2 separate regions of the Mus musculus genome follow, and region 1 is linked to region 2. The links are chromatin loops, found by intact Hi-C in ENCODE. Cell type or tissue: left cerebral cortex. All regions are shown on one strand. Links, peaks and the distances in the headings refer to the core of each region. The heading gives the core; the rest is flanking DNA. Region 1 has its middle 24 kb from the start of Gm39473. Region 2 has its middle 33 kb from the start of Gm39473.

Region 1 (9,638 bases), core at 1,178-9,177, 56 kb before region 2:
AACCTGGTCATTTCTCTCCAGTCTAGCTCAACTAGAGGAGACACTTTCCTGGTCCAAGGGAAATGCATTAAAGTTATCCAAAGATAATACTCACTTAAAAACTCTTGCCTTCTATGTGGGAGAGCATCAAATAGATTTCCCGTAGAAAGGAATCCATATGCACAGCCTATTAAAGGCTTTCTTATTGGTTAGAATACAGTGAGCCAAGAAAAGAGAGGTTAAAAACTCAACAAGACTCAAGATATTAAAATGAGTCACTGCTAAACATGGACCCGAGTGCTATTGCTGATATAAATACCCTTCATGAATTTTATCACAACGTTGACAGGGGTGTTTTGGTTTTCTGGGCCCTGAAGATCTGTATTAATAGAAATGTATATGGTTAAAAAGAAGCAAAACAATAGAAAGTTGCTATTACTATATTTGTTTGTTATGTAGGTATTTATTTATTTTAACATGCCACATAGGTTTGTGAGAGCTCTCCTACTTTTTTCAAAGGATAGAAAATTTAAGGTGAAGGGATTAGGGAAGTGAATGGAATTGGAATAGGGGCAACCTCAACTCCTGTGTGAGTCAGTCTACTCATAATGTGATAGTATTCCTGGGGACTGGTGGAAATTAGGAAGGAGGGTTAGCTCTGGGATGGAGCACTTTGTACCCTCCTCCTTTGTCTTCTCTGTCTCCTGTCTGTGTGAGGTCACCCATTTGCTCCACCCTGTGCTCCTCAACAGGAGGTTCCACATCACTCTCACGGCCTGAAGCCATAGAGCCAAGTGACCACAGACTTCTGCCTTCTGAACTGCTGCTGCCTCCTGCCTTCTGAACATTCCCCCTGGCCCTTTCTCTGCTGGTGGTCAGATTCGCAGTGATGCGTTTTCCTTTCCCCTTGTGCTTTTCCCGGTGATTTGTCTCTGATAATGTCAAGTTTGCCTCTTAAAGATGTAGTATTCATTCAAAATGTGATGTCTAGTTTCCCAAATTTTATTTTGTCCACCTTAGTAGTCCCTTGGACTTTCCAACTTCTGTTTCCTCTCTGGATTATTACTTGTTTTATCTTCAGTTTTCTATGCTCTAATAACTCATGCTGAGACTCTCTGGTCCATAAAGATTAGGCTTACTTCCAGCCCCTTTATTTTGTCCTTGTCATGGGCTTCTTAGCTTTGTCTCTGGTCTAATCAACATGTATCCCTCTAGCCTATTATTATAACCAGGCCCTGGGCTCTGAATTCTTTAACTTGTCACCTATATTTATCAAAGCAGTGTTCAATCTGCCTCAGGGATAGGAGCCTTTATCAAACTGCGTGACACTGGGGTAATGACATAAAGCTTGAATTTGGTGCCACAGACTTGTGTGACTATAGGCACTTCACCTAATTTTCCTTCCAACACAGTTAAAAATGAAGCTTTTATGCAGTTTTAATTGGACAGCATATCACAATATGCCTACCCCAGAGCCTGGCATGCCCCTGGGTCAGTAAAATTTGGTCAGAGAAGCAAGTCATCGGGAGTCAGATAAAGTAAGGAATTTGTTAAAGGGGCTGGTACATTGCAACTAAGCAGGTAGGTGATGAGATCAGCTTGTTTCTAATTTCTGGAGCAGACTGCCACATCTCTGTCTTTGTGTCTAGGAGGTAATAGCACCTTTGAGGCTCTGTCCATTGCAATTCTGTACTTCTTTCCATTGGGCACACTGCTTAAGCAGTTTCTGCAAAGTCATTTGCATTTGCATCTGGTAACATACCTGAAGTGGTCAGATCAGGAAGCTAGAGAAGAAAGGAGAAGGTGAATGGATCAAGTGGAGTGAAGCTGGAGCCTGCAGGGTAGAGTGGAGAAAGAGGGGATGACATTGCCCGTGAGACTTTGACTTTGATGAGTAGGAGACTTGAAAGACAAGTTGATACTGTGCCCAAAGAATATATCAAGTTCAAAACTAGAAGCCCCTGCTGGAGACACAGTACAGTAGATAAGAGTACCCTTCCAGAGGACTAAAGTTTGGCTCCCAGCACCCACATTGGACAGCTCATAACTGATTATAACTATAGCTCTACAGGAACCAATAAATTTTTCTGGCCTCTGAGGGTAACCACATAAATGTGGCATACAAATACAGACACTCACATGTTGCCTTAATCATTTCGTCTCTTGCTGTGATAAAATTCCAGGACCACCAAGGCAACTTATAGAAGAAAGAGTATCTTTGGAGCTTACTGTTTTAAAGGGTCAGGGTCTATTATGGCAGAGCAAAGACATAATGGCAGGAGCAGCCGAGAGCTCACATCTTGATCTACAAGCAGGAGGCAGAGGAGGAGGAGTGGCTTGAGAGTCTTTTGGAACCTTAAAAACCTATCCCTAGTGACATACCTTCCCCAACAAGGCCACACCTAATTTTTTCCAAATAGGTCAACCAACTGGGAACCAAGAATTTAAACATATAAGTCAATGGGGATCTTTTCCATTAAAAACTACCACACATAGATACAAGTAAAAATAACTCTTAAAAGATGTGGACTTCCAAGGTAGTAACAAGAAAGATGTCGATAGGGGTAGCATAGCCACAACAATATACACAAATTGCACTGCACTGTCTGAAACAGAGTTAATCTCCAATCTAAATGAGACTCTGAATATCTTTGGGATTCCATTTCACACAGAGACGAGAATTCTGTGAAATGTACTTGAAACCTAGGTAGCATGGCTTAGCACAGAATAACCACAAGCCTTTGTCTCTCTGCCTATCTGTGGCTTGATTCTATAGCTTAAAAGTACCAAAAACTTACATGCAAATTCTGCGGGTCTTGTTTAAATGTATTAATTGAATTGGGAATCTTTGATTCAGTTGGCACAGTCAGTTTCTTCCCTTTGTGAGGACATTCGGCATTTGTTCAAGGCTTTGGGTTTTGTTCTTTAAGCTGGGTCAGGCTATTTTCCTTTCCTTTGCTAGTTATTTTTCAACTGGGATTTAACACGATTCGAGGCTATGACTATAGCAATTTTGTACTTCTTTTTAAGAGTGGTGGGAGGATAATTGCTTTACAACATTCGAGGCCCCTTTAAGCTCCTTGGTGAGGAGTGGAGCATCATGAAACCTAAATTCACAAACTGTTTATTTAATTGTTTAACTCAGGCTCGCTGCCGATGGTCGTGATAAGAACACCATGCATCGCCCTGTCAAGGACAGGGCTATTTTAGTTTTAGAAAGATTTCCAGACCTTTTAAAACCTGTATGAGCTCTGAAGGTCTGGAAGACTGATGCATTTTTCACCAGATTAAATAATACATTCAAGTATAAGTGGCTTTCAAAGTGAGGAACTGAAGAAAAGGCCACTGGGGGGAAGCTGCTCTTGCTGTGTCTCCAAGGTGACTGTCACATAGCAATAGGCCTGGCCCCTGATAGGGCCGGAAACAGTGGTCTCTGTGGAGAGGTATGCAGCAGTCAATAGACCCCCTCCCAAGCTGTCACTCAGGCTGGATCTGAATTCCTCAGGAGAGACTTCATTTTCAGGGGAAACAATGTATTTCTTTGGTATTGAAGTAAGGAGATCGCTGCTTGTATCAACCTCCAAAATTAAAAGCCAAGCTCACATCTTAATTTTCTGAAGATGACTCCTCTGAGATCTTACGCTTGCTGAATGTCCAAGTGCATAAGGCAGGAGAGTGTGATAGGCATATCATTGACAAGTACATTATATGGAGCAGGTAGCATCCTTTAACCCCACTTCTGTCTCTTCAGCCTCAATCTTTTTCTCTAAAATAACTTAGCACTGTGTGTGTGTGTGTGTACCCATGTGAGCATGTGTGCGTGCGTGTGGGTGTGTGTATGCTCACATGTGTGGGTGAGTGGGGCATGTGTGTGGGTTGGGGGCGTGTGTGTGTCTGTGCACATGTGTGTGGAGGTTGGAAGTTAACATCAGCTGTCTTTCTCAGTTGCTTTCTTTCATTTTGGGGCTAGGTCTCTCACTGAAACTGGAGTTCACTGACTTGTCTAGACTGGTTGGCCAGAAAGTCAAGGGCTCCTTCTGTCTCCACCTCCTCAGTACTAAGATTACAAACAGGTATAATTATAACTACACCCAGCTTTTTGTGGGTGTTGGGGATCTGAACTCAGATCTTCATGCTTTTTCTGCCAGGGTTTTGCCAACAGCCAGCTTCCCAGGCTCTAGCAATGTTTGGGTTATCTAATTAAATAATCTGTCTGCCAATATTCTGTTAAGTTCAATATTGATTCTGGATTTGAACGCCACATAGAAATGATTCCAACTGCTCATTTTTATTTTTTATTTTCTAAATTAATGGTTTGGGTTTTCCAACATCAAGTCTCTCTAACACATCATCACATCATTACTAAAGATAGAATACTGTCTTAATAATTCATTAAGATCAAACACAAACCTAAGGAAACCCTCCAGCAGGCATCTAGAGAAATGTGAGGGCAGGGGAGTATAGGTGTGAGCCAGAGGTGAAGGATGGAGTTGAAGTTTTCTCACTCTGATGGACAGTGGACAGGAAAATCCAAATTTTGCAGTTTTACAGCATGGATCATTGGGTAGATGGTAACTGAAGGATTCGAGAACGAGCAATCAGACAAGGAGCAGGTGGGAGATGTGAGAGGCAAGTAACTAGTATTTGGAACTAACTGCTGCATGGCTGGGTACATCTGCAGAAGTTCTTTCCGGCTTTCCCATCCTGTAACCACCCTCTTGAGTACCAACAAACACACTCCCTTTTTGCCATCTGCGTTGGTGAGGAAAACCGCAGCTGCTTCCGTGTCCCTGCAGTTGGAAAGCCTTGCGATGCTGTCAGCATTTCAGACTGGTTCCTTGGCACAGGTCCGCGTGGTGGGTGGATTTCCTTGTGGATAATAATAGTGGTGTTAGCTGTTTTCAGCACTTGGCATATGAAGCAAAATTTGCTGAAATCAGGGCACCTGGGGGGAGCATCTTCAAATCGTGTCCTTTTAAAATGTTAACTAATGAACTCCAGTTTTGATGTCTTCCCAGAGCCCATGGGATTGTGGGTAATGAACACCTCAAAATATAAGGTTGATGCCCTGGATGCGATGATAAAATGTGCTTCCTATGCACTTTTAGAAACTGCATAAATGTTCCAGGTCAGGCAGCACAGCAGCTGTCATAATCTGTCGGCATCTTGTCACTCTCAAGCTTTATCCTCTGCGAGGGACTGTTTGTTCAGACTCCGGATTGTTCTTCTCATGAGAATACAGTATTCACAGTTCTATAAATACAGAACAAAATTTACTTGGGGTACTTTGGTGCTGGCATTTAATCTGGACTCTTGATTTTTATGATCAATCCAAACTAACTTTAAACAACTAAAATACCCTTTACATCCTTATGCAATGGATAGAGAATAGGACTATTTTTTATGTGTTATACTGTACTATTTTAAAATGTCTGTATACTATAACTTGGTATTGCCACTTCCTTTGTATACTTTTCGTGTTTTTCAGAACATCTACCCACATCCTTTAGCAAATATACAAATTTCACTGGAAGTGCACTCACTTGTTCTCCTTTGTGAGACTCTGAGTTTGACTCTCTGCACTAGGAGGAAAAAAAGATTGTTTGTTGTAAATATTGTAATCTGTATTTCCATTTAAGTGAAAATGAGATGAAAATAAACATCTCTAAGGCATCGATTGAGAAAATTAAATAAAACTCGGTCTTTAAAAACTTCTCAATATGTCATATTTTAAAACTTAAATCAATGTCCCAGCTCTTGCCAGTCATTGTATTTTAAATTAATCAATTCCATTGATTTATATTTAGTGCCTTTTAACTAAGATGGAATGATTAGTCCCCAGTGTCAAGAACTGAACAGTCAGGTAGTTGCTGAATTCTTAATTTAAGAGCTTTCTCATGCCTACTCCGAATTCTCAACATATCTACCCACCAGTTTGGTCTTTATCTACATCAAATGACTTAAAGTCCAAGTTTCATCTACTGGTCAGCCAACTCTTTGCCATCTTAAATACAATTAATCTTCTCTAAGATGAACTTCTTCCTATTAATTCTCTTTTTGAAAATCATCAGTAGGCATCAATTTCTTAGTTAATATGAGATTGAACCTGTTAGCCTTCAAAGATCCCACTGATCAAGAGCATCGTCTCCAGTTCAATATTGTGCTGTGTGTCCATTGTTATACTAGTATCTTCCTGCTCCATGGGCCACACTACTCTCCTCTCCCCATTGCTTTCCCTTGGTTATCATGCCCTCTCCTCTGTCTATTCAAAGTCTATACAGTATCATTATCCTGTTTCCCATCCCATTGTTGCTTTGACTTTCCCCTTGTATGGTCTCTGACTTAGTCTCTGTAGTTTAGTAGCAATTAAAACAATATTTCAAAATATCCAAGGTAGAAATTAACTTTCAATTTTGATTAAAAGGGGCTCCATGTTTTTTGTGTGTGCATTATTTTGGGGGGGGGGGAGGGAGGGTCTGGTGTTTTTTTTCTGGTTTTATTTTTTGTTTTGTTTTGCTTTTCCTTTTCTAATTTTTTTTTTAATTTTTAAGAGACAAAGCACATGAAGTTGGGTTGGTAGAGAAGCAGGGAGCATCTGGGATATTTGGGAAAGGGGAAAGATATAATCTAAGAATATTGCATGAAAAGTTAATAATATATTAAATAAATAAGGTTCTTAGTTATGAAAAATGTGTGTGTGTGCGCACGCACACATGCATGCATGTGCATGTATGTGCCCATACAATGTCTGTGGAGCTCAGAGGATTTCTTAAGGGAATTGGTTCTCTCATTCTACAATGTGGATCCTGGGAATTGAACTCAGGTCATTAGATTTGGTGGCAAGCACTTTACCTGATCAGCCACCTTGCCAGTCCAAAAGCTATTAGTTATAGGGAAAAGCACATTTCAACAAATGCAAAAAATAAACAACTTATTATTCAGTAAGCAGGTGTGTATCTATTATTTTGTATTGACATTTTCAACTAGCCAGTTTCCTCTGATTGACTCCCTGGCTATTTCTCCTTCCATAAAATATTCAAGCAAATCTCAGGGAGTCCATCAACTATCTTGCAACTTTACAAAATTTGAAAAAAAAATTGGCATCACTAATCCCTTGTTCGTAATTGCCCTGGGCTGATGCCTATGGTGGTCAAGAGCACTCATATAGCCAAACTATGTTTATATGTCTGTATTTGTACCATATAGATAATTATTCATAAGTGTATATTTTTTATATTTACTCATACACATCTTTGCTTCTATATATATATCTTTACTTCTTCCAATATAAATCACCTCTTTATATCTGTATATTCAATGTCTGAACATTCAATCAACTACAGACTAAAAATATTTAAGAAACTACTTCATTTAGGAGGCTAATAGATAAGAGTTGATACTGCTCTTCCTGTGGACCCACAGGGAAATTCGTTCTATCATCCACAGACTTTTTTCTTGTTCTTTTTCTTTGAAAATATACTGTAGTTTCTATTTGTAGAGCACTCATTTGTGATAAGTGTTGTATGTAAGCCAGAGACAGTTTGAAGTACATGGGAAGATGTGTGGAGTTCATATATAAATCTTACTCCATCTTAACAACAGTATTTGGATATCTGTGAAGTTTAAAATTGGGAGGGTCCTGGAACTATTCTCCTGTAAAGCCTGAAGGACAGCCATATTGATTTGTGCCTCTGTACATCCATAACTGTATTTTCATTCTTCACCACTTTTTGTGTATACTTTTTATATACTCAAAGAGGTTCACAATGAAAAGATTTGTCAACAAGTCAAGCCTACACTAAAGACTGAGAAGATCTTACACCCTACTGTTCATCTACCTAAGACCTAGTTACAGACTATGGATGGCATCTTTTCTACAAGAGGGTTCCCTTATTCCTTAATAAGTAAACAAAAGCACTCTCCAGTGAAGGTATGGTAAAAAATCTTTAGCTAAAATGTGCTTGGCAACATCCCACTTCCTGTTCTTTTCTGCACTGTGCACTGTCTGGATTCCCCTGAGTGTTCCATGCTGCGTTTGTGACATCTGTGTTATGGGAAACTCAGTCAGTTGGTCCAGGCCATTGCTATGCTTAAGATACCTGTAATGTAGACACAGGTGAACAGCTCCAATCTCGGTTGTTTGCATATCTCTTGCACTCATAGTGCTGAGGAAGCTTTAGATCCCTGCACTGGGCAAGACAAACTGCATACATGGGTTACCTATGACTGGAAAGACCTGTTACTATCATTGAAAGTCTCTGGCATCTCTGTTTTACTTGCTGTTCTCTGCAACATTGTTGGTAGACAGATGTGGCTTCTTTAGGCTCAATGAATAGCTTCTTGACTTTATTTCAACAATCACAGAAGTTTTTCTGAAGGAAACAGTACCAGTACTATGTTACCACCATGAATGTGACAGTGCAGAGAATCAGAAGTATGTAGTCTTCCTCTAGGGAAAGGTTTGAATGGCATGATTATTATGGCATTTTGTCACTGAAGACTTCCCTGACATCAAGGTGGGCTTATATTTCAATTCAAAGAAGGTTTATGAGCGGTTGGGATTTAGCTCAGTGTTATAGTAGCTTAGCTGACAAGCTTAGGGCTTTATTCCATTTAGAAAAAAAAAACAGAACAATTAAAACAAACACAAGGAAAATTTATGAAAACATACTGTGCTTCAGAGAGCATATCATATGTTGTGACACATGGGTTTTCAAAAGGATTGTCCCTGGGGTTGAAGAGATGGCTGAGTAGTTAAGAGTACTGGTTGCTCTTTCAGAGAACCCAGATTCAATTTCCAGTACCACATGGCTCAGAACCAGCCATAACTCCAATTCCAGAGAAACCAGCTCACTCTTTTGAGCCCTGCGGTACCAGGCACATACACAGTACAGACACGAAGGCAGAACACTCATACACAAAGAATAAAGTAAGTATTAAAAAAATTATAATGTACCCTACCCATGTATGGTCATGTAGACATTGAAAACACCATTTTAATATGGTATAGATCTTGTGATTTTTTTTTCTTAATTTCTCTCTCCCCCTCCATTCTGTGTTATGTTGTGCTCAGGGTCTTGTCACCTCTGTGACGTTTTTGTTGCCTCTGTGAACTCCTTTCTTGCTCTAACACTCCTATACTTCCCATCTTCTCATTTTATGCTACAGGTTCTCACAAAGTGGTCTTGTGTACTCTACCACAGGACAAGTAGCATCACTTGCTTGAATTATGTTCTAGTTATAGAATGCACACATCTACTCTTCCTTATCAAACCTGCTGTTCCCCCTCCATTGGTACCTGGTTCCTGTATGACAGTGTGGCAAATGGCTGACACCTTTCCTCAGGCCCCTCCACTCAGTTTCTGTGTACTGCAAGGTGCAAAAATTTCCCACTTTTCTTTTTCTTTTCTTTTCTTTTCTTTTCTTTTCTTTTCTTTTCTTTTCTTTTCTTTTCTTTTCTTTTTCATTTCTCAGATCCATCTCCCATTTTCCATTAACATTTCAATTTCAGTAGCTTTGCTTCATCTCTTCTGAGGAGTGCTTCCAGACTTTTATTAGATGTTTCTGTACTCTTTTCCCTTTCCAATCAATTCCTCACCAAAGCAATCCTTATAAGCCACACAATGGAACATAGAGATCAGAAATAAAACATGAGATTC
Region 2 (9,638 bases), core at 439-8,438:
TCCATTATTGATGGGATTGCAAGCTGTACAACCACTCTGGAAATTGGTCTGGCGGTTCCTCAGAAAATTGTACATAGTACTACCGGAGGATCCCACAATACCTCTCCTGGGCATATATCCAGAAGATGTTCCAACTAGTAAGAAAGAGATGTGCTCCACTATGTTCATAGCAGCCTCATTTATAATAGCCAGAAGCTGGAAAGAACCCAGATGCCCCTCAACAGAGGAATGGATACAGAAAATGTGGTACATTTACACAATGGAGTACTACTCAGCTATTAAAAAGAATGAATTTGTGAAATTTCTATGCAAATGGATGGATCTGGATGGCATCATCCTGAGTGAGATAACCCCATCACAAAAGAAATCACATGATATGTATTCACTGATAAGTGGATATTAGCCCATTAACTTAGAATACCCAAGATATAAGATACAATTTGACAAACACATGAAACTCAAGAAGAAGGAAGACCAAAGTGTGGACACTTTGCCCCTTCTTAGAATTGGGAACAAAATACCCACGGAAGGAGTTATAGAGACAAAGTTTGGAGCTGAGACAAAAGGATGGACCATCTAGGGACTGCCACATCCGGGGATCAATCCCATAATAAGCCTCCAAATGCTGACATCATTGCATACACAAGCAAGATTTTGCTGAAAGGGCCCTTGATATAGCTGTCTCTTGTGAGACTAGGCCGGGGCCTAGCAAACACAGAAGTGGATGCTCACAGTCAGCTATTGGTTGGATCACAGGGCCCCCAATGGAGGAGCTAGAGAATGTACCCAGGGAGTTAAAGGGATCTGCAACCCTATAGGTGGAACAACAATATGAAGTAACCAGTACCCCCCAGAGCTTTTGTCTCTAGCTGCATATGTATCAGAAGATGGCCTAGTTGGCCATCAGTGGAAAAAGAGGCCCATTGGTCGTGCAAACTTTATATGCCTCAGTACAGAGGAACGCCAGGGCCAAGAAGTGGGAGTGGGTGGGTAGGGGAGTTGGGGGGAGGGTATGGGGGACTCTGGAATAGCATTGGAAATGCAAACGAGGAAAATCTTTAAAAAATAAAAAAATGAAAAGAAAATGAATGGTGACACATAGAAACACATAGAAAGAACAACAGAGAGAGGAGAAGGAGGGAGTGAGGAAAGAAATGAATAGAAAGAAAGAAAGAAAGAAAGAGAGAAAGAAAGAAAGAAAGAAAGAAAGAAAGGAAGGAAGAATAGATAGATAGATAGATAGATAGATAGATAGATAGATAGATAGATAGATAGATCTCAAAGGATTTTTATTTGAATGACTAGAAGAAAACAGAACCCATTTCTGAGGCAGAAAACACAGGCTAGGTATGATTAAGTTGGCTCTAAAGGACAAATTTGGAAGTCCATATATATATTTAAGATCAAAGTTAGAATAGTACTAGAGGCAGAAATTCTAGAATTCTCACCAAAGTGAAGATAATAAAATCCATAGTACTGGTTTAATCTGACAAGTAAATGCATGTCTACAGGTATATATGTCCATAAGTGCAATACATGCATAAGAAGAAAGACAGCTAAAGATTCACCCAGAAATGCATGTATACATGTATATACATACATAAATGTGATATATGTATAAGAAGGCACACAACTAGAGCTTTTACCCATGTACAGGAATGCATAGAAGTAGAGAAAACATTATTTAGAAAAGTAGGTAACAACATATATGAAGTCACACAGAAAGATCTAGAAAATACTGTTCTGAGTTCCAGGTTAAAAAAAAATAGCACATACTTTGTCTGTATTTGTAGTTGCTAGTAGACTGGAAAAGGCATGGCTAAGAGTCCAAAGTGGGGAGTTGCTATCAAGTATTCTAGGGGTAGAGGAGATGAAGGCCTGCCTGGAGAGGTGGCATGGCAGAGCTTTACCAGAAAGGGAGTGAGAGCCTCTGGGATGGGCTTCTCAGTCAGCACCCTGGTACGACAAAGTGAAATAGATTTGTATCAGCTCTCTGTTGGAAGTTGGGCAGGTCTTCTAGGAGGAGCGTCAGAACATGGAGAGATGGATTGCTTGAGTGGCAGCAGAGGAAGTAGATTCTATTGGTTACCTTATTTTCTCAGTGGATTGCAATGAGGAATAGATACCAGCTCATGCTGGTGTTGGGAGAAGCAGCACTGACAGCCCATTAAGAAGAAAGGATAGATCTACCTATTAAAAAAAGGGTTTTCTTGGCTCCCAAGCCTGAGTTACAGTCGATCATCAAAGAGAAGTCATAGTAACAGGACATTGAAAGATATGTCTCAGTACATCCACAGTGAAGACTGAAAATCAGTGAGTTATGCTGCATGATAATGCTCAGCTTTCTTCTCTACTCTTCTACCACCCAAGATATCACCCACATGGACATGTCTTCCTATTTATCATGATAACAGAAAAGCCTACAAACCAACTTAATCGAGATAATCCTTCATTGAGACTCCCTTCCCAGGTGCGTCTACATCTGTTTTTATTCTTCCTTAATTAATTACTTTACTTTTTTATATTCTAAATGTTGACCTCCCTAACCTGGTTAGTCCTCCCAGAGTTCTTCATCCCACTCTCACCCCCCTTTTCATCTAAGAGGGTTGCCCCCACCGAGCATCCCCTTTTCTGGGGCATCAAGTATCTATAGGATTAGGTACATCTTTTCCCACTGAGTCCAGACAAGACAGGCCTCTGCTGCATATGTGCTGAGGGTCTTGGACCAGCCCGTGTATGCTGTTTGGTTGGTGGCTTAGCCTCTCAGAGCTCTCCGGGGTCCAGGTTAGTTGACACTATTGTTCTTCCTGTGGGGTTGCCACCTCTTTCAGTTTATTAAAAATTTCCCCTAACTCTTCCAAAGGGATTCCTGAACCAGTCCAGTGGTTGGCTGTAAATATCTGCATCTGTCTCAATAAGCTGCTGGTAGTCTCATAGAGACTTTAGTCTCTCAGAAAGAGCCATGCTAGGCTCCTGTCTGCAAGCACAATATAGTACCAGTAATAGTGTCAGGGTTTGGTGTGTGTCCATGGGATGGACCTCAAGTTGGACAGGTCACTGGTCAGCCATTCCTTCAGTTTTTGATCCATTTTTGTCTCTGCATTTATTTATTTATTTATTTATTTATTTATTTATTTATTTAGACAGGTCACTGGTCAGCCATTCCTTCAGTTTTTGATCCATTTTTGTCTCTGCATTTATTTATTTATTTATTTATTTATTTATACAGGTCACTGGTCAGCCATTCCTTCAGTTTTTGCTCCATTTTTGTCTCTGCATTTATTTATTTATTTATTTATTTATTTATACCAGAACAATTCTGGGTCAAAAATTTGAAGGTGGGTTGGTGTCCCTATCCCTCCACTGGGGGCCCTGTCTATCTACTGGATGTGGGATCTTCAGGTTCCATCTCCTCACTGTTGGGCATTTCTGCTAAGGTAACAACACAAGAATCTTGAATGGCCAAGAAGCACCTAAAGAAATGTTCAACATCTTTAGTCATCAGAGAAATGTAAATCAAAACACCCCTGAGATTCCACCAATCAGTATGGCTAAGACCAAAAACTCAAACAACAGCACATGCTGATGAGGATGTGGAGAAAAGGGAACACTCTTCCATTGTTGGTGGGATTGAGAACTACTACAACCACTCTGGAAATCAATCTGGTGGTTCCTCAGAAAATTGGAAATAATTCTATCTGAAGATTGAGCTATACCCCTCCTGGGCATATACCCAAATGATGCTCCACCATAGCACAAGGACATGCTCCACTATGTTCATAGTAGCCTTATTCATAATAGCCAGAAATTGAAGGGAACCTAGATGTCCCAGATATGATTTATTTACACCATGGAATACTATTCAGCTATTAAAAATGAGGGCATCATGAATTTTTCAGGCAAATGGATGGAACTAGAAAATGTCATCCTGAGTGAGGCAACACAAACCCAAAAGAACATGCATGGTATACACCCACTAATAAGTGGATATTAGTAAAAAAAAAAAAGTACACAATACCCATGACACACACCACAGACTGTAAGACATTAAACTAAGAGGGAGAAGTGAGGATGCTTGAATCCCACTTAGAAGAAGAAACAAAATAATCATGGGAGGCAGAGCAGAGAGGGACCTGAGTAGGAGCAGGAAGGGGAAGAAAAGGGGGCAGGATCAGACATGGGGGAGAGACAAGAGAAGCCCAGAGGGCCTGGAGAATGAATGGAAATATACCACTGCTGGGGTCGGGATGGGAGATGGGGGGATGTGAGTGGTACCCAGGACTCAGGACTCAGTGTGCTTCCATACCTTATCAGGGTGACAATTAAAACTGCCACAAAGAGTTAAAGCATTTGAAAAGATTTCCTGATAGAAATCAAGAGTACATCAGTTTAGCCTGGTAGTGTCTTCTTCTGTCATGTCAGCTACCTAAATAAAGTCCAGTTTAAGTTCCTAGTTCTCTATCACAATGTTCTCTCTGGGAAAAAAAATTAACATACATCAAACAGAAAATGTTTTCTGTTTTTATCCGATAACACTGTAGCTTTAGGAGGTACATGGCTCACCACTGAAGGTAGATCTGGTCCAAACTGGCTAAATGTCCATCACATAAAGTCACCAGGTCACTTATCTTCAGTGTGGGTGCTTTCTTTGTCATTACTGCAAGTGAAGTGTTTGCTTTAGCTGCCTCCCACTTCCTCTCTGCCACCAGAAACTGTTAAGACAGAGATAGTCATTAGCTGAACACACTGAAAAATGCAAATAGTGGCTTTAATTTTCATTAAAAAACATCCTAGGGCAACTAAGGCATCTCTTCAGTATAACCATCTCAGTTCTAAGTTTTCATTCTGGTTATGTTATCCGTTTTCTACCTAAGTGCCACCTGCACTTTTCTACCCTGCTTCAAACCATTGGAACTGAAAAGTGTTTACCCTTCTCTCTTGGCATCTAGCTTCTTGTTAGATTCTGCCAAAAATGAGGCACCAAGAGACTGAGAAGTGGAGGAGGGAAGAAGTACATTTATGCTGGCTCTGAGGCATCAGCAGTTGCTCCAGTAGCTGCTAGAAGTTGTAAGAGCAGTGGAGACCAGATGGCTGAGCGTTTATTCCAGCAAGCTAACGCTTAATGCACTCCACCTCTGGCAGGGGTAGCACTCTGGAAGTTCTAGTCTAGTGTGTTGGAAAGTCTATGCAAATGGGCTCTGTTACAAAGATGGCAGGGGTTTCTTGATTTCAGGATGACATCTTTTATTCCTTATACCATATATATATTCCTGTGTAGCATCTGACTAATACTTAGCATTGCTAGAAAGCATCCCAGGAAGAATCAAACTAAAATATAGAACTTGAAAAAAAGATGAATTTGCTGCCAGTGAAAAAATATGAGTGCTTTAGCCTACAGCATGCTTTATTTTCACAATGAATGTATTACCTGTTGGCATCCAGGAAAGAATACCTTCCTTTAAACCAAGGCTTTGTGTTCTAATAACTTATAGTGCTATAAAAATTATATTGTTATAAAAAAGCAAATTCATTGTTTTTCAGGTTCTACATTTTATTTTGATCTTTCCTGGGATCTACTCTGAGGTCATGTGATCAGGACCTCTGTAACTCCTTTCCTGGGATCTACTCCGAGGTCAGCTGCTTCTGGATCTGATCAAGTTGATCACTGAGATTAGTTACCACAGCTTGGGAGAACATTTGGACCTTAGTAAGTCTGATCATTTTAGAAGCAATGTTGGCTTAATGATAGCTCAAGGGTGGCAAAATTATTTTTTCAATTCTGAATGAATAGAGCTTTGCATAAAGTTAAAGACCCAGTACAACCAGCATCAACACAGGCAGATATCTGAAATTAGACTCAGAATCTGTATCTACAGTGTATAAATGATCACATAGATAGCACTTGCACACGCCCAACTCTCTCATGTGGCAGCTGGGACCTTAACTGGAAGAGAACACTTGGGAAAATTTAGAGAACCATGAACACTCAATTTCTAGAGTATCCTGTCCAGTAAATGAACCTTTTCATCCTTGATTAAGGACGCAGACTTTCTTGAAAACTTCATAAAGCAGATGCTACTCAAAAAAAAAGATAAAACCTTCTCTCCTAGTTTCACTCTACTACTGCTAGTAACTTATAGATCCTTAATGAGAGGCATAATAAAGAAGTCTTCTGAGGAGATGTAAAGTATTCTATCCAGAATCATACTCAGTAGGAGCTAAAAAAAAATTGAGCTGTGATCATATATCAAGAAATGAGAAAACTATCACACTGTCTCCTTACTGTTTCTAGAAAGAAGCATCTGAAATTGTCTTTGTCATTGTGTGAGTCAGAGCCATCATACATGTGTTTGTAGAAGCCTGCAGAGTACTGCAACCTCCTGGAAGATGAAAGTGGAAAGGGCAATTCCTGTCACGTCTGCATTTAACTGCCCTGTTTGGCAAATGCATTACAGGGTATGACAATGGTGTATCATAAATCAATTAGGTGGTAATTTAAATTTACAGCTGCTGTTGTTGCTCCTCCAGATGCGGTGTACTTACTTAAACAGCTCAGCCAAGCCCTTGACAACCGACATGCATTCTGATCAGTTTTGAGCTATGCATGCGGATCAGTCAGTAAAATCGTTTTTCCCCCTCCATATTAACACACAAACCTGCCAGAAGCAGGTTTTCCTTGTAGGCAGAGTGGCATTTCAACTTCTCTCCTCTCAGATATAAAAGAGAATAAAGAACTTTGACCCTTCTGACATTTCACAAATTATCATGACACTGACCAGATAAGACTTAAAGAATAGCACAAGACAGGTGTCTTAGAAACTTCAACAAGGCCTGGAGTGATGGTTAAGTCATTAAAGGCTAGACTTACAGCCAAAGGTATAAGAAACCTCAATAAGACAAAATATGTCAGAAGGTGGGGAACAAAACATAAGATTTCAATGGGCCTTCTCTTTGGAAAATATCTGAAATTTCTTGTGCCTACTGTTAGGGTTTATTCAACACAGCTAAAGGAAAGTTGCTTACCATTAAAACAAGATCATGAAATAAGTTTAGGGATATGTATTCTTTTATTCAATCATAGTTAATTGATGAACTGGGATGTTCTTCAGTCTATGAATGGGATGTATGGGGATGCAGCTACAGGAAGCTGAAAAGGTGAGCTATGGACTTGCTTAGAAAGAAGGTTAAGGCTTTATTTTTTAGGCTGTAAGAAATACCTTCTTATGGGATGGATCTCCGGGTGGGGTAGTCTCTGGATGGTCCATCCTTTGGTCTTAGCTCTAAACTTTTTCTCTGTAACTCCTTCCATAGGTATTTTGTTTCCTATTCTAAGGAGGAATGAAGTATCCACACATTGGTCTTCCTTCTTCTTGATTTTCTTGTGTTTTGCAAATTGTATCTTGGGTATTCTAAGTTTCTGGGTTAATATCCACTTATCAGTGAGTGCATATCAATTGACTTCTTTTGTGATTGGGTTACCTCACTCAGGATGATATCCTCCAGATACATCCATTTGCCCAAGAATTTCATAAATTCATTGTTTTTAATAGCTGAGGAGTACTCCATTCACCAAACCCAGACACTATTGCATATGCCAGCAAGATTTCACTGAAAGGACCCTGATATACCTATCATGTGTGAGGCTATGTCAGTGCCTGGCAAATACAGAAGTGGATGCTCACAGTCATCTATTGGATGGAACACAGGGCCCCTAATGGAGGAGCTGGAGAAAGTACCCAAGGAGCTGAAGGGGTCTGCAACCCTATAGGTGGAACAACAATATGAAGTAACCATTCCCCTCAGAGCTCGTGTCTCTAGCTGCATATGTAGCAGAAGATGGCCTAGTCAGCCATCATTGGGAAGAGAGACCTCTTGGTCTTGCAAACTTTATATGCCCCAGTTCAGGGGAATTCCAGGGCCAAGAAGTGGGAGTGGGTGGGTAGGGGGAACAGGGCTGGGGGGAGGGTACAGAGACCTTTTGGTATATCATTTGAAATGTAAATAAAGAAAATATCTAATAAAAAAGAGGAATACCTGCTTGTGTTGACTATTTCCTTTACTCTCATAAAAGGTGGTTACTGTTCTCTGTTAAGTATTCTGCCCAAGTGTTTTGCAGTGCAGCAGTCAATCTTCTCTTTAGGGGGATAATATCAAATATCACGGGGATGATTTTTTATGAGGAAAATAGCCACATGTTGTTCTTACTCTGTCATAATTTCTAAACAGCGTGAAGCCATTATTAATTGCCAAGTCATTCCATAAAGGTAGAAAAGCAAAGAAGAAAGTGGACCAGAAAATTCATGATACGTAGGAAGAGGAAAAGCTAGTCTTAACCATCTATCCTCATTTCACACCAGAAGTTGGAGAAGAGATGTTATAGCTTGACAAATGATATGTATCTGGAACACTGACATCCTAAACAAGAAATAGAGAAAGAACAGCAATAAAATGTTGGTGATGGGATTTCATGAGTGATCACCTGTAACCTCCCCCCACAGCCTGAAGCAGGCTGAGCAGGCTTGAGTTGTTGTCACTAGGAGATCACCTGGGGTGGAGTCTGCCTCCCTGGATCACCCTATTGTTCTGCCATTGCTGCTGCTGCTACCTGCTGCCTAGCTGTTCTGTAGCCTACACGTGGTCACCTGCATCTGGACTCCAAGGATGATTCGGCGGGAATGCCCCACCCCCTTCTTCATAAGGCGTGTTCCCCGACATTAAAATTGAGCTTTGATCAGAATGTCTTGACTTAGCTCCGTTCTTTCTCTCTTCCATCTAGTTCCCTCTCTTTCAGCTCGAGTCTGCCTCTTCAGCCATACCCCGTTTCTTGCAAGCTGCTGGATGGTCCTCAACAATCACCAGACAAATTCTTTGACCCAGTAAGGGATTTCCTCTTGCCTCACCAGGTCAAGGCAAGTTGCCTCAAGCATCACTTAACAGTGCTCCGTGACAACTTGAATGACAGGAGGTGGGAGGGAAGGAAACCTCATGTGTTAATGTCTGGTTCCTTCATGGTCCACTTACTTCTTGAGAGGACTCTCATTTCTATGCCAACACCTTCATTTCTTGATGCTTTTTAAATGGTAAGTTTCCCTTAAAGAGTCTTTAATATGTGAAGCCCACGGAAAGTTTTGCTTACTATCATGTCACATTCAAACTCCACTTCTCAATGGGGAGTTATAAAATTAATTTATTCATCTTCTCCTCTATGACCTTGGCTATCATCCAAGGGACTGGACTGGCGACAGATGTTGGAGAACTGTGTTGCCAATCTCTTTTATTTCCTAGGAACAACAGGGACATTGCCCTTCTTTCTAGTTATGCCCAGGCAATTTGAAATCAAGGCTAGCTCAGTCGTGGGCCTTAGTTACAGGTTTCTCCACTGTATAGCTTCTTTAAATCTTTCCAGGGTTCTGCAAATGTCATGCTCAGTCAGAGACAGTGATGGGATTTGGTGAGACAGGCAGGACATAAGCCTAGAACAGTGGCAGACTCACAGGTCATCCTGGGAGAACAGAAGTTGGAAAGAAGACAAGCTAGTGATATGGCCGTCAAAGGATGTCACTTAAAATTTAGAGACCCAGGAACTAGATGAATAATTTTGTTCATTTTTCCCAATCAGGTTCATCATGGGAAACTAG

The links. Peaks named below come from ENCODE experiments on the same cell type or tissue, not always from the same donor. Only the 100,000 strongest peaks of a DNase experiment are listed, where the experiment ranks them.
Region 1: it touches region 2 in a loop (2.3-fold over the local background); 2 of 42 quality-filtered maps call a loop at or near these places.

The regions. Positions count from the first base shown.
Region 1 is chr12:74,844,293-74,853,930 of GRCm38, reverse strand. No RefSeq gene overlaps it. Among named protein-coding and RNA genes, the nearest start is that of Gm39473, 24 kb to the right of the region's middle. In left cerebral cortex, for the core only: no CTCF peak of the experiment used is centred there; a DNase peak (open chromatin) is centred at 4,793; H3K27ac peaks cover 394 bases.
Region 2 is chr12:74,787,642-74,797,279 of GRCm38, reverse strand. No RefSeq gene overlaps it. Among named protein-coding and RNA genes, the nearest start is that of Gm39473, 33 kb to the left of the region's middle. In left cerebral cortex, for the core only: no CTCF peak of the experiment used is centred there; a DNase peak (open chromatin) is centred at 5,054.